2 separate regions of the Homo sapiens genome follow, and region 2 is linked to region 1. A link is an interaction called in ENCODE POLR2A ChIA-PET data of the cell type or tissue named here. Cell type or tissue: MCF 10A. All regions are shown on one strand.

What was found. Peaks named below come from ENCODE experiments on the same cell type or tissue, not always from the same donor. Only the 100,000 strongest peaks of a DNase experiment are listed, where the experiment ranks them.
Region 2: POLR2A ChIA-PET joins it to region 1 with 5 read pairs; 3 of 35 experiments call an interaction of 5 or more read pairs at or near these places.

What each region holds. Positions count from the first base shown.
Region 1 is chr18:2,108,728-2,116,727 of GRCh38, forward strand. It overlaps LOC105371956 (a long non-coding RNA gene), which reads right to left. Exons shown (of 3, transcript XR_935087.3): 2 at 2,917-3,009. Among named protein-coding and RNA genes, the nearest start is that of METTL4, 460 kb to the right of the region's middle. In MCF 10A, no CTCF peak of the experiment used is centred here; a DNase peak (open chromatin) is centred at 4,134.
Region 2 is chr18:2,262,688-2,270,687 of GRCh38, forward strand. No RefSeq gene overlaps it. Among named protein-coding and RNA genes, the nearest start is that of METTL4, 300 kb to the right of the region's middle. In MCF 10A, no CTCF peak of the experiment used is centred here; no DNase peak of the experiment used is centred here.

The DNA of each region.
Region 1 (8,000 bases):
GCAGCAACACACACACCCAATACTGCTCTGCACTCTTTAGATCCTAATTAGAGAAAAAAAGTGGTTTCCACCATGGGGACCCTGGTGCCGTTAGCCACTCTCCACAACATTCCTCCACAATGACCCAATTCCTCCTGCATCTGTGTGTTGCTGCTCTACCTAATGTATTTTTCTCTCTCCCTCATTTGGCTCTGTCATCTCTCTACGGCTCCTTTTTTTTTTTCCTATCATTAAAAAATAAATTCAGGGCCCGGTGCGGTAGCTCATGCCTGTAATCCCAGCATTTTGGGAGGCCAGGGCGGGCGGATCACAAGGTCAAGAGTTCAAGACCAGCCTGGCCAAGATGGTAAAACCCCGTCTCTACAAAAAAATACAATTATCTGGGCACGGTGGCAGGCACCTGTAATCCCAGCTACTTGGGAGGTTGAGACAGGAGAATGCTTTGAACCCGGGAGGCAGAGGTTGTATTGAGCCGAGATCGCTCCACTGCACTCCAGCCTAGGTGGTAGAGTGAGACTCCATCTCAAATAAATAAATAAATAAATACATACATACATAAACAAATAAAAAATTCAGTGCAATCCTCTCCTGCCCACTACACTTTGCTTATTTCTTATTTCCATCTCATGTGCTGAAACGTACTGAGCATGCATGCACACACACTGAAACACACACAGACACACTCACGCCCAGCTTCCAAAAGATTTTAATACAAATGCAGGTGGTGGCTTTCAAGTCATAGATTTTTGACCCTAGATATCAGGTAACTATTCACTGTGACAAAAAATAAAGGAGATTATTGTGCTAAAACAGAAACAACCTGTTCTATAAACTGATACAGTTTTGTCTGTTTACCTGATTAAGCAGTTTTTATTAATATTCTTCACCTTGATGACTCCTGAAAAAACTTGGGGGGCTAGCCTAATTTAACTAGAAAACTTTTGATAGCAGTGAAGCTCCAACTACTATAACTTGTTACTAAAATTATCATTATAAGCTAAACAATAATAATAATCTACATCATGAAGCTTTTGATGTGAATAAAAATTATTACTATATCTAGGTTATTAAAATATTCCCTGCATATTTTAATGCACATTCAAATCTGTAAGATAAATGAAAATTGCAACCAAACAGACATGTGATATGATTTAAATTAAAACATAAGAGCATAGAGCACAGTGGGGAGGAAGGGATGAATACATAGAGGAGGGAATGTTTTGAAGACAGTGAAGCTCCCCTGTATAATACAGTAGTGGTGGTTATATGTTCATTACAGATTTGTCCAAACCCACAGAATGGACAAGAAAAACCAGGAGCGAATCCCAGTGGGAACTATTGACCTTGGGTTATAATAATGTGTCAATATAGGTTCATTGATTGCAACAAATGTACCACTCTTGGCTGGGAGTGGTGGCTCACATCTGTAACCCAGGACTTTGGGAAGCTGAGGAGGGAGGAACACTTGAACCCAGGAATTCAAGACCAGCCTGAGCAATTTACAGAGACCCCCATCTCTAAAAAAAAATTTTTTTTAATTAGCCAGAAATTTAAAAAATTAGCCTGGCATGGTGACACACGCCTGGGGTCTCAGCTACTTGGGAGGCTGAGGTGGGAGGATCGCTTGAGCCCAGGAGGTGAAGGCTGTAGTGAGCTGTGATCACACCAGTCCACTCCAGCCTGGGCAAGAAGGGAGACCCTGTCTCAAAAAAAAAAAAAAAGCAAAAACCAACAAAAAACAAAGACACCACTCTGGTAGGGGATGTCAACAGTGGGGGGCTGTGCATGTCTGGGGAGGTTGTGTTTGTAGGTATATGTGCATCTTTGTGCCTTCTGCTCAGTTTTGCAGCAAACCTAAAACTTCTCTTTTAAAAAATCTATTTAAAATGGAAAAATGAGGCAAACAGGCCAAGAAAAGAAACGTTAAAAAAAAAAAATTAGTAAGACCACAGAGAAAGTGTGCTTTAAAGTATGCCACTGTATCAAAGAGTAGGCACACCAAGTCCAAATATAAACCCAGGAAGGAAATTATTTGAGTCAGGCATATGTGCAGGTAGCTGCTTATCTCTGAGTTTCTCCACCTTTGCACTGTTTCGCATTCGAGATTATTCTTTATATGAGGAAATTTTCCTGTGCCCCTTGAGTGACTTTCCTTCTGTTATCCACTGCCAATGATCAGAAAACCTCTGAGAAAACAGAGGTAGAAAACAACAGTAGAAAATGAAGAAAGCACAAGACTCCCTCATTTCATCACCTCCAGCAACTTCATAAGAAGTCCTGTAATTATAACATTGTAAGATTTGAGATGAAGCAGTCTAATCCCTTCTTTTTAAAATGAGACATTGAAGGCGAGAGATGCTAACCCCCAATTACCCCTCCAGAAACAGATCCCAATTCATGCCCAAGGAGTTCAGCTCAATATTCTCTCAAACAGGTCATATTGCAACATGAAGAAGAAAGAAAAAAGGAATTAATTTAATAGAAATGTGCTTATGGCTATTTATTAAAATGTCTATTAAGTATTGATAATCCTGGGTCTTGGCTCCAGCTCCCCATATGTCCGCCCCATTCGATCCTTAGCTGACCACACCCACCACCTGCCCAAATCCAAGACTCCAGGATGACAGCTCTCCAGAACAACAAACTTCTGTGCACAGTGAATATCTCCAGTACTACATGCTTGATATATTCAAAAATAACCTAATTGTCTTATCTGGACTCAAATCTATTCCTGATCCCCTTCCTGCAATGATGGCCCCACTAGCCACCCAGCCACCCAGCCAGAAGCCCTCCAGAGCTCTAGGCCCCTTTCGTCCCTCAGTCCCCTCCTTTACTTGCTTCTCCTGCCCTGTTCTTGCTCCACCTAAGCATCTGCCTCATCTAGTGCTTCCTTTCCGTCCCACACAACTGCCTTACCCCAGGCAGGCTCTCATCATTTCTCATTTGCAGGCTGTGGTAACTTTCCCATCATTTTTCTCTGATCTCCACATTCCTTTCAGATGATTCTTTCTGAAACACAAAGCAAATGTTGTCGCTTCCTTAAAACCCTTCCATGTCTCTCCATCACTTTCAAAACAAAGTCTCACACCCTTACTTCCCATGCAAGGTCCTGAATGTGTGAATCCTGCATTCTTCTTCAGCCTCGTTTTGCACTGCTTCTCCTCCCTCGCCTATGGGTGTCAATTCTCAGCTTCTTAAAATTTGTTGCAAGATACCCTAACATGACCCTGCTCCTTGGTGCTTACTGGAGTCCATCTACCCCTCCTGCCCTGCCCCAGATCAACCGAGCTGAGTCCTCCCCACTCTTCAAGGCTCAAGTCACAAGTTGTCTTTATTCTGTGGGACCCACATAGGAGTTAGTCAGAGTGATGGGATGGCCCCAGTATCAGGATCTTATAATCAGGGAGGGCTTCCTAATCTACATCTCCATGAAAGCTGTGGTGAAATGGGTGGGAAAAGCAGGGCCAAATCTCCCTCCCAGAGCCAATCACTAACCCGTGAGGTTTAGCTAATTTGCATGTAGCCTCCTTGGGGACGAGTGAATGACAAGCCCCCAGGAACCACTGCAGAAAGAACCTTCTACACTATAGCAGATTGGAGTCCTGAGATCCACAATGGTGGGCGTTGGTCTCACCACACCTGTGCAAGCTGTCTGTTCCCTCTTGAGCACTTGTGAAGGCTAGTGCATTGCAGAGGCTCTCTGGACCTGGCTCTGAGAGAAGGCTCATTCTAAATCCAATGGCCTGCACAGGCAGGCACAATAAATGTAAATAATCTGGAAAGGCTAAGCCGGTCGAAGCCAGCCAAGGGCATGCAGCTCTTACCCCACTAGCTTTGATATTTGGGGTTGCCCATCCCCTGCACCCTTCACCCTGAAGGAATTCACTGTTCTCCCCCACCTCCTAACACCTCCCAGCACTTCTAGGAGCTCCTTAGAACAGGAGTTGCTTTACTTAGTGCCTCATGAATAATAACACTTAATAAGTGTTGGCTGTGTGAATGAAAACATTATAAGAAGTGCCACTTCCAGATTCGGTGATTCCTCGCTGTTTTGAAACCAATAGCTAAATGTGTTTTCTTTTGTGCATAACGTTGAAACTGCTGTGACAAATACCAGCTAAGTTTGTTATATTTAATGCCTCCAGGTAATAATTTCCTCTCCTAATTTTTTTGTGCTTGTTCATCCTCTGAGTCATCGTTCCTCCCTCATTTCTTAAAAATGTCTTTCTGATTCTGCTTCTAAAGGTTGTTTAAAATCGAAAGGCCGATTTAATGAAATAACTTTATGTGAGACAAGGAGCTGTTTTGCTCATTTTTCAGGGGCTGGCACCACCACACAATACTCTCTTCAGACTTTCCATTTTCATTAAACAATTACATTTCAGTTGTTTGAGTCTCATCTAGTGTATGTGATCTTTTGCAAAATTTTAACAAATTCACCAAAATAATTGCAATTTCTTCCTCCTAATTGTAAGAGTTGAAACCTACAAGTTTACCAAAAGTGGTCTTCGAAAAATTATTAAGATTTTTCAGAATTTGCATTTTTCCCAAATACTCAGGTTTCTAAGGATTGAAAACAAGGAGATAGGAGAAAAGCATCATGCCATATTCATATATCACACATCCCCTTCTGCAATTTAGTTTCAAATCTACAAGAGAAATTATTGCAGTAGGTGGCATGAAGTTAATCTCTATTCATTCACATTTGCAAAAACACCACACATGATCAGACTGCTGAATGAACTTGCATTCACAAATTCAAACCAGGGATGATCCATCTTGAAGATGACATAGATACCAAAATCCAGGCAAGCAAAAGTAGAGAACAGCAAGGCATTGATCAAAGGAACCAGGTATTATGTTTTACTATATTTTAATTCAGTGACCACTAGGACTAGCGGTAGATGCTAAGCTACCTAGATAAATAGACAGGTAGGAAAATAGATGTTTTAAATAAAGGAACAAAAGGTTAAGTAAAACTGACAAGCATGGCAATAGAAAGTCATATTTATTCTGATTTTTAATTAAAACTATGACCAAAATAATAAATGTTCTCCTGTGAATTGGGGGGTCTAACATACATACAATTATAAATGAATATTAAAAGGCTTTGGGTTGGTATTTCCTAGTATCTTTCCTCTTACATCATGCTAGTCTAAAAAGTACTATAATAAACTTCACCAATTTAGTGAAAGTTCTCCCCCTTGTTCCTTTTTATAACTTTGCAGTGACTATAAATAAAGGTGAGGAACAAAATCATTATTTTTGAGTAAAATGCTAACCACATTAATTTGCAAGTCTGATTGGTATCTCTTTCAGAAAATCACAAGTAGTATAAATAGCATGCAATGTGAAATTGTCATAGTAAAAACTGCATACCCTTGCTTAATCTATATCTATCTCATTCAGAGATAAAGTTACTGTATTATGCTTTTACGATAATCACTAAAAATTATATTTTTGAATGGTTTTTGTGCAACAGACTTTCAAACCCCCTTATTTTCCCCAACATTATTACATTTGAATAAATAAATTAGGTATATAGGAAGGACTTTAAGGGAACCAAAATATAATCCAAATGTAGGCATGTACTGAGTTGATATAAACATTTATTTTCCCTAAGGTAAGAGGAAAAAGCATCTTCCAAACAAATGAAAGCAACTGTTACACTCAAAGTCTTTTATTATCTGGACCCAGCCTCCTCTACTCTGACAATACCCAAGGCTCCAGCTCCAGTGGATTGGTCAACAGGGGTCTGAAAACCCTGCAGAGGGAGGTCTCAGCTCTTCTGCTCAGATTACATTGCCTCTCTTCCTTCCCCACAGGTAGTTTCCCGTTCATCCTACATGGCAAAGCTCAGAAATTGCCCCTAGAAAGATTTCCCTACCACATCACTCCCCCTCATTTGAATCAACCAATTCATTCCTCCTTCGCCTTTGCTCCAACAGCATCTGTTCATATCACTTTCATAACAAGCCTCAAATTGTTTTAGGCTTGGCTGTGTGCTCCCACCTCCTCTGCTAAGCTGACAGCTTCAGAGACCCACCTACCCATCTCTTATTTGTTGAAACATAGTAGGCACTTACCGAATGTAAGTTGTGTTAAAGGAGAGTCTCATTCAGAGAGGGCTGTAATTTTGATCACTCTTTAATGCATTTTAGAAGATGCAAAACTTCACTCCTATTCAGTGTAAGCACATGCACAGCAGCAGCATGGCTTCCTTTTCTGTTAGAAACATGTCCTACCACGTGATCTTGGCACTTAGTCAACAATGGGACTGAGGACTTCCAGAAGTCAGCGCAGCAAATGCCCACTCTGTCAGGGCACCAGCCTCAGCCCTGTTCTTAGTACTCCATAACCAAAGAACAAACAGGTCAGATAGGCCCCCAGGGGCTCCCCGGAAGATGCTAGATACTTACTGCCTTTCTGGAGCAATCTATCACCGCTCCTTGCCTAGCTCCTCTGTATTTCTGAATTATTTTCTCCTTCTCCTCCCTCTCCAATTACATTAGTTTCCGTGGATCCAGTGCTAATATAGACTTCAAATTTACAGCGTCAGCAACACCACATAGAAATGCTGGCTAAAATGTAACCAAATAAGATTAATAGGTAAACTTGGAAAAAAGCAAAGGAAATCTACAGGTGCCAGAAATAGAAGAGGAACTCAAAAACAGAGCAATAAGCTTGTCTCCTGATACACAAGCAATAACCTGGTCCCCTGGAAATATTAGTCCTAAAATAAGTCCCTGACTCCTGGGAGGAAATACATGGATGCATGGCCACAGGGTCTCGAAAGGCAGGAAAGTGACACCAAGACTCACACATTTCGCCAGGACCCTATAATGGGTGACCTCTCCGGGAACAGGGGTCTAGAAACTCTCTTACCAATTTTTCTCCAGGGAAACATGAGAAATTACTTCTGTGAGGGCTTTGGGGAAAAGTAATTCCATTATCAGAAGCAAAACTCCAAATCTGCAATTTACGTGAGTGTTGGGGAACATTTAGCAATCTGGGTGGTATAAGATTCCCAAGTTGGGAGATTAAGGTAAATACTGCTATATGTTTAATGAGAACTCCCTAAAATTTTAGCAGAAGCAAAACCAAGAATACTTTGAAGAAGTTCCATAATCCAAGATGCACTAAACTCCCACACTTAAGCAAACAACACTCAAGAGGCATTTGCAATTTTTAAAAATAAATGAAACAGAAAAATGAGCAATCAAGAGTGTATCAACAGACAACAAAATAGAGAGAAGTAGCATTAGCATCCTCTGATACAACAGAGCAATCAGAAAGAATGTTTAACATGTTTAGAAAAGTAACAACACTATAAAAATTGATTAAACAATAACGTAAAACATAGATTGATACTAAAAGACAGAAAGTCTTTTAAAAATAAAAAAGCATACTTCGAAGTAATCTACAGATCAAAGAAAAAAAATCATAATGTAAACTGGAATATACTCAGAATTAAAAGAGAATAAAAACACTATCTTTTAAAGTTGTGAAGCACAGGCCAGGTGCGGTGGCTCGCGCCTGTAATCCCTGCACTTTGGGAGGCCAGGCGGGCGGATCACGAGGTCAGGAGATCGAGACCATCCTGGCTAACACAGTGAAATCCCGTCTCTACTAAAAATACAAAAAATTAGCCGAGCGTGGTTGCAGGCGCCTGTAGTCCCAGCTACTCGGGAGGCTGAGGCAGGAGAATGGCGTGAACCCGGGAGGCGGAGCTTGCAGTGAGCCCAGATCGCGCCACTGCACTCCAGCCTGGGCGACGGAGGGAGACTCCGTCTCAAAAAAAAAAAAACGTTGTGAAGCACAACCAAAACAGAATATAGAGAATGATGTATTGTGTAAATGTTTATATTAGAAAAAAGCTGAGTAAGCAGTTAATTCACAAAGACAGATAATAACCATAAAATAAGCCCTAGAAAGTTGGAAGAAAATTGGCAGAATTTAATGAAACAGAAAACAGAAAAAGACATAAAATTTTAAAGTGT
Region 2 (8,000 bases), 150 kb after region 1:
AAAAAAAAAATTAATTAGGTGAGCATGGTGGTGCATGCCTGTAGTTTCAGCTACTTGGGAGGCTGAGGAGGGAGGATTGCTTGAGCCCAGGAGTTGGAGGCTGCAATGAGTTAAGATTATGCCACTGCACTCCAGCCTGGGTGACCGAGTGAGATCCTGTCTCTAAAAATAAAATGAAAAAAAGAAGAAGCATCCCTGGAGAGGTGGCACATGAAGGAGAAGAAGGTCTCCAGATGAATAAGAGAAGGGGGCATTCTGGGCAGGGGAAGGCAAATGGAAAGTCGTGAGAACACAGGGCTTTCGCAAAGCACAAGTGGCACCATGGGCTTAGAATCCTGGGTACAGAGACTGAGGTGGGAGACGAGGCTGGAGAAAGGCTGTGGCTGTTTGTTTTACTGTCCAACATTTGTTGTCAGCCCCTCTGCACAGGAAGATTATAATTCTTCCCACATTGACCAAGTCCATTTGGGCCTACGAAATGTGAGCGGAGGTGGCACGAGCCCCTTCTGAGCAGATTCTCTGAAAGCCCTCATGAGTTATTCCAGCCCCTTTCACTCTGCCACAGCCCTGGCATGGCCCAGTTAGGGGCTGTCTGTCATCCTGGGTCCTGGAATGGGGACTTGTGCAGCAAAGTCAACCCTCAAGGAACATGAGATGAGAGTAGAAAATAATGCTTGGATGTTGTAAGCCACTAAAATGTGTCACCACAGGGAGACATTACCTCTGCTGACCGGTCCCAGAGGCCAGCATGTCGCCCATCCCGGCACATGGCAGAGGAAACCCAGAGCAGGGCTGTCGTGCCCCCGTGCGTCAGTTAACCCTGAACACCAGTTCCCAGCCCCACACTGTAGCTGCTAAGCAGCAGCCAGGTTCCTCAACAGGTACTCAATTTTGAGCAGAGAATTAGGAGAGCTCTGACTTCTCAGTTTTTATAGAGTGCCCGGCTGTGTTGCACCAAGTCAGACAGGGAGAATGCCATCTGTCAGCCGTGGCATTCTGAATGAATCTTAAGGCACATCATTTAGAGAGAATGCTATAATAGAAAATGAAAGGCAGCATGATGTAAAAGGAACAAAGGCCCTGTTCTGCAGTTCCAAAGCTTTTACCTGGCAAAATTTAAACCAATATGTTGACAAAAATCAATGAAAGAAAACTATGCTCTCAAAGATTGTTGTGTAACAAGGGGGAAGTCTTGAGATGCTCAAATCTAAGAGTTTCCAAGTGGCATGCAAAATTTCATGTCATTTCTCCACATCTTTGGGAATATGGTGGGTGTTAGTTACCTAATCAACAGTTAACATAATCATCGTTCTGTTCTGAATCTAAGGTAGATTCTTCCATTTGAAAATTCAAAATTCACAGTTTTATGGCTCATTAAGACCCTTCCCTGGTCCCTAGGGGCAGCTACCCCTCAATGCTGCCCCCACTCCACAATACCAGTATTGATGGTCAAATTCACCTCTGCCTAGCATTCCCCTCCCTATTGGAGGTGCTGTCAAAACAGCATGCATGCCCTCCAATTCAGCAGCTTGAAGAGAGCATCTTTGAGATTTCATTACCCAGCACAATGGACTGACTGTTAATGTTCACAATGGTCATGTGAATATTCTTCACATAAGCAAAATTCATAAGTTGTAATCCTAACCCCCAGTGTGATGGTTATTAGGATGTAGGGCTTTTGAGAGGTGATTGGGTCATAAGGGGTCTCATGAATGAAATTAGTGCCCTTTAAAGAAAAGACATGAGAGTTTGCTTTGTCTGCAGTCCACCACATGAGAATACAAGGAGAAGGTGGCTGTCAGCAACCCAGAAGAGAGCCCTCACCAGAACCCGATTATATTTACATTAGCTCAATGATCTCAGACTTCCAGCCTCCAGAACTATGGGAAATGAATGTCTGTTATTTATAAGACAGTCTGGGGTATGTTGTTATATTATAGCCTGAGCTAACTAAGACACCTGGACCCACAGATGACACTGGTCATCATATCCTGCTAAACATCCATCCTTTAGATATCTATCAGTGTCCCTGCAGATGGCTCTGAGAGGAACACTGGTGTGGGTGAACAAGAAAAGCATTCCAAGTGAACAGCCATGGCAGAGGTTCTGCGGACTCTCTAGGCTCCCTGCCCTGGCATACATAGCCCCAGGGTTCTTTCCTCATGGTAACTACATAGTGCAGGAGACTGTGGTTACTTTACTTCTGAGATTCTCTTCAATGCAAAATTTATTCTTATAAGTTTGTGTATTAAGTTATGTTATATTAATTTTATGTATTACATTATTTTTCTACATTTGTATTATAGAAACACTTTCATAGATTATTTCAAAGAATAATTCTTTTATTTTTTTTTGTTGGTTTGTTTTTGAGATGGGGTCTCGCTCTGTTGCCCAGCCTGGAGTGCAGTGGTGCAATCTCAGCTCACTGCAGCCTCTGCCTCCTGGGTTCAAGCGATTATCCTACAATTCTCCTATCTCAGCCTCCTGGGTAGCTGGGACTACAGGCACTCGCCACCACACCCAGCTAACTTTTATGTTTTTAGTAGAGACAGAGTTTCACTATGTTGGCCAGGATGGTCTCAAACTCCTGACGTCAAGTGATCTGCCCACCTTGGCCTCCCAAAGTGCTGGAATAACAGACGTGAGCCACCGTGCCCGACAAAGAATAATTTTAAATGTCCCTAAAGCTGCGCTGTGAAACTGTGAACTGTGATTGGAAGAACAGTTGACTCCTGAACAACACAGGTTTGAATTGTATGAATCCACTTATACGCAGATTTTCTTCCACCTCTTCTACCCATGAGACAGCAAGACCAACCCATCTTCTTCCTCCTCCTCCCCAGCCTACTCAACATGAAGATGATGAGGCTGAAGACCTTCATGATGATCCACTTCCACTTAATGAAGAGTGCATCTATTTTCTCTTCCTATGGTTTTCTTAATAGCATTGTTTTCTTTACTTTATTTTAAGAATATAGTATATAATACATATAAAATACAAAATAATGTGTTAATCAACTGTTTGTGTTATCAGTGAGGCTTCCATCAAGAGTAGGCTCTTAGTCGTTAAGTTTCTGGGAGTCAAAAGTTATGCGCAGATTTTCAACTGCACGGGGGTCCACACCCCAAGCCTCACTTTATGCAAGGGTCAACTGTATTGGCAATGTAATAAAATCCATTCACAGCCCTTCATTCTTCTAAGGCTTTGACTTTTCCTGCATTTCAACTATTATTCAAAGATGGCAGCATCTTAAGGCCAAAACTATGTTTCCAGGTCCTCCTTTCCCTTTTATTTCTTTCTTATACTAACTCCTACATTTTTGTTACTGTCAGAAGGTAAACTACCTCTCTCTGAGCCAAGAAATAACAAGGATCTTCTCACAAGTTTAAAGTTGAAGACAGAAAGATAGTATTACAGATACATTGAGGGAAAACCAGTTGATCTAGGGTAGTTAGGGGGATTGGGTTGTACAGACATTAAGTGTTCATTAAGTGTTCTTCACTGAAGAAATTTTTTGTAATGTAAATGATTATTTGTATACAGGAAACAAGGCTGTTACAAGAGCCTTGTAGCTCTTGGAGATGATGCATGTGTAGCATCCATCATAATAACCCCTTGTTATTACCTCAAACAAGACCAGGAATCCTAATTGTGCCCAGAATCTAAACCATATAAGTAGAATCAGATAGAACCAAAGCTCAGACTCTTGCTCTAATACACAAAGAATTAATTTATTAATAATTATTTTGTTAGCATTAGTGGTATTCAATGCCCAGTGGTGGGGGGCACACTTGTTGACAATAATTATTATTCCTGTTCAACTGAAGCTGTCACTTACATCAAATACAAGTGTATTTTTATCCATTTTAGGATGTAGGAATTAATATTGGTTTTTGTCATTGTCTTCAAATCTTTTAAAATAATCTCTAAGTTAGAATTCATAAATCACAAGCCTACAGCAATAATTTTTTCCTGTCTCTTTAAAAAAAAAAACAAGAGTGAGAGAAGAAATGAGAGGGGAAGGGAAAGGAAGAAATACAGGCACTTTCATTTGTAAAGTCTATACTTTTGTCTCTTTGTACATCTAAACAGCTACACAAGTGACACTACGGTGTCATTCAATATGTATTGAACTGAGGGCAACTCCCTGGTGGGAATGAGAGATAGGGGACTTGTCTTGAAGCTGTGTTCACATAGTGAGGACACTGTTTATACTTAGATCTTGTGATTATTTGGGATGGTTGGGATCACAGTGGGGTTCTAACCCACCCTTCTCAGAAGCCCTTGAGACTACTGTGCCTGAATTCAGATACCCTGAATGCCTGCTGCATGCCATGCACTGTTCTAGTTGCTGGGACTGCAACAGTGATCAAAAATGTTATTCTTCCTCCAGGGAGCTAGCAGTGGATATGGGAAAATAAGCAAGTAATTATAGAAGAGTGCCAGGATGGTTTGTGACAAAGTAGACCAAAAGGAGAGTGCTGAGGGACAAAACCAGAAGGCAGAACAAGAAGGAGGGAGGACAAGTTCGTTTGTAGCAATCAAGTCATGGCAATTTGGATCCATACATGAAGTGCCTACTCTATCATCAGAGAGACTGTATTTGGTGTCAATACACTGACAGCATTCAGTGGAGGATCATTTCCTTGGAGAAGAGATCCGGTTCCCATCTTTAAACTTGACCTTTTTCAATCACAAGGTTAGAGAAGGGCTGTTCTTGAATTTCCCTGGTGTAATGTCCCAGAAAGGTGAGGCCTTAGAAGTCAGAATCTAGTACTGCTATTTACTCGCTGTTTGAGGATGAGGAAGTTATTCAAACACTCAGGACTTCAGCTCCCTCAGCATCAAAATATCACCTTCTAGTGTTATACTGAGGATTAAATGAAGTTGTGTATGTAAAGCACAGTGCTCTCCTTTCAGTAGGTGCTCAACAATTGTTCCTTGCCGTTTTGTCTTTTTCATCTTCAGTGTAGATGACCTCTGAGAGCAAACGTTTAGCTCCTCACTCACTTCATATACACATGCACGTGCACACTCCTACTCACCCACAGCTCAAATTCTATTTCAGTAGAACTCCTAAATAATCCTCCTGAGCACTGCCCTTGGTCCTTTCTCCTGTGGTCACAGGTCCAGGAATGTGAAGCCTGTGCTGCCTTTCTCTGCTGAGAGCCCTAACGCAGATAGGGATAAACATGGGGTTTAGCACCTACTCTGCCAGGAGGGGCAAACAGCCCCGTCTACACTGCAGCTGCCCCTCTGATCTCCACTAATAGAGAAAAAGAAGTCAAAGCGACATGCTCCCACTTTTGATTTTATTTTGATGTTTGAAATGAAAGATATTTATAAAGTGCTCCTATCTAAAAATATCTAAGCAAATTGATCTAGCTTACAAATCTGAAAGAACATTTATGCAATTCCCTTCTGAAAATCTGAGCTTTTCAAACACATTAACATCTATTGGTCCCAGAGAAGGCCTTGTCAACCCCTCCTCAGCATAAATTATAAATGCCCTGTTGCTTCAAAGTCTCTTTAGCTTTAGTACAGTATTTCTTTCCTTTAAACATGCAACCGATTAGAAGAGAGTTGGAAATATCATTTGAGGTTATATAAAACAAAAGAGATGCTCCTAAAGAAATAAGAATACTCTCAACCGAAAGAGAGAATGTAAACCCTCAGGAAATGAGCTACAACAAACCTATGAATCCCATCGGGAAACCAAATAATAAGCAAGGGAAATTAATAATGAATGAAAAAATAGATTGGAACTGGATACTCTAAACTCCACAGGAGCAAAAAGTCTCCTCCTGCCTGTTGTGACATCGGCTTTCCTTCTCATTTATTTAAATCAAGAGCAGGGCAAATCCTGGGTTGACCCTAGCAAATATGTAGTCTTCAGAAATTTCACTCTGTGATACATTAAGAGGCACATTGGGGTATATGTATATAGGGGTTTGATTTTTAATATAGTAAAAATTAGGAGTTTATCCAAAAGCACACTTCATTTTAAGACTTGTGGGGTTTCCTGCAACAGAATAATATCCCAGAGGATAGAGCAGAGTGGATCATACTCCCAGCCAAGAAAGAGTTAAGTCTACCACCTGCTCTTTGTACCTAAATATGTAATTATTATATCTGGTGCTGCTGAAGCCCTACACACTTGCCAACTAGTTAATCTACTCTGGCAATTTATCACTCACCTATGTTTGTAGAAATTCAGATAGAGCATCATTCTGCTTGAGACGGATGGGTAGCACCCATCATCATAACTCCTTGGTAAACCCATCCTTGGTAAAGCCATCAACACATCTTTAAAGCATATAAAGCGTTTATAATTATCCTTATTTGCAGAGGAAGAAAGTTGAATCTCAGAGATTAAGGAACTGGTCTAAGTCCATGACTTTGTTGTTGTTGTTGTTTTTGTTTTTGAGATGGAGTCTAGCTCTGTCACCCAGGCTGGAGTGCAGTGACGGGATCTCGGCTCACTGCAAGCTCTGCCTCCCAGGTTCACGCCATTCTCCTGCCTCAGACTCCCGAGTAGCTGAGACTACAGGCACCCGACACCACGCCTGGCTAATTTTTTGTATTTTTAGTAGAGATGGGGTTTCACCGTGTTAGCCAGGATGGTCTCCATCTCCTGACCTCGTGATCTGCCCGCCTCGGCCTCCCAAAGTGCTGGGATTACAGGCGTGAGCCATCGTGCACACCTCTTAATCTAGTAAGTGACAGTCAGAACTTGAATCCCAATCTTTCATTACAAACCTCTGGACATTGTTCTTACACATGGCACCTTGCCCTCACTGAACATTATTTCCTTCATTTAACCCTGCTTAAGCAGCAATTAAACATAGCTTGAATAAAAACTGATATCAAATAACTTAAACCTCTGTTCACTAAAATCTCGAGTTCAGGATTGTAAGCTACTATTTAGAGCACATTAGTATAAAACATTTCAGCCTATACTACCTTCGAATATACCATGTATGTATATAATATATTATTATCCCAATTTTGTAAACTGGACAGCTGAGACTCAAAGCCCTTAATCTTCTCCAAGTCACACAGCTGGTGCATGGCAGTTGCGGACCCTGGTCCCAGCTCTTCAACTTCAGGACTTGCACTATTCGTTTTCAAAATGCCCCTTCTAGGTCATCTGCCACAATACAGACTTTAGGAGATGGTTCCCCTATTTTCAATAACCATATCACGATGCTCAAATTATATCCCAAGAAAAGGTCTATCTGCACCTGAGCTCTACCTAGGATCAGCAGAAAGTGTGTAGGAGCCTTCAGCTGGATCAGAAACTAAACCTAGGATCAGGACGTCCTGTGACAACTGAACCATCGATTCCTTGTTGCAACTGGCTTGCCTGCCCGGAATTTGTCATCTATTGTCTTCTGACGGACAATACTTGATAATGTGTAATCTCTTTCATTACTGCCCTACGATCTGCTGTGACACTTAAAGCATGTCTTCTTCCAAATATGTGCCTTTTCTGCTCTAATTCCTAACTTGCCCCTCCATTCTAAGCTCCCACATTAACTTTGGTTCTCTGCCTAGCATCCACTGGTACCCAACTCCTAGCAACTCCTGCCTTTTCTTTGGTATGACAGAAGAGTGAAAAGAAAAAACCGGCTCTGCAAACATCTTGGTTCTGGCAGTGAAAACTCCTTTAAGTTTTAAATAGCAGAGCTAATTTTCCATTTAATCTCAGGAAACCTGAAACATTTCTCCTTTGGATATCTAATTTTGTTATTTATGCCATAGAACATAAAATTTATCCAGATTAACTTAATGAATATTTAGTAACATAAAACTTTTGCAAACTGCCTCAGTAGGTTCTTTCCAGATTGACATGTTTCATAAAGTATAGATCAGAGCATTTCAAATAAAATTTCCACAAGATTTTAAATAGCAATTTGAAACTACCTCATAACATTGCCATTCTATTAATACAAGTCTGTGATACTCTCTATTCATTCTTCATTTTTATCTTGGATGT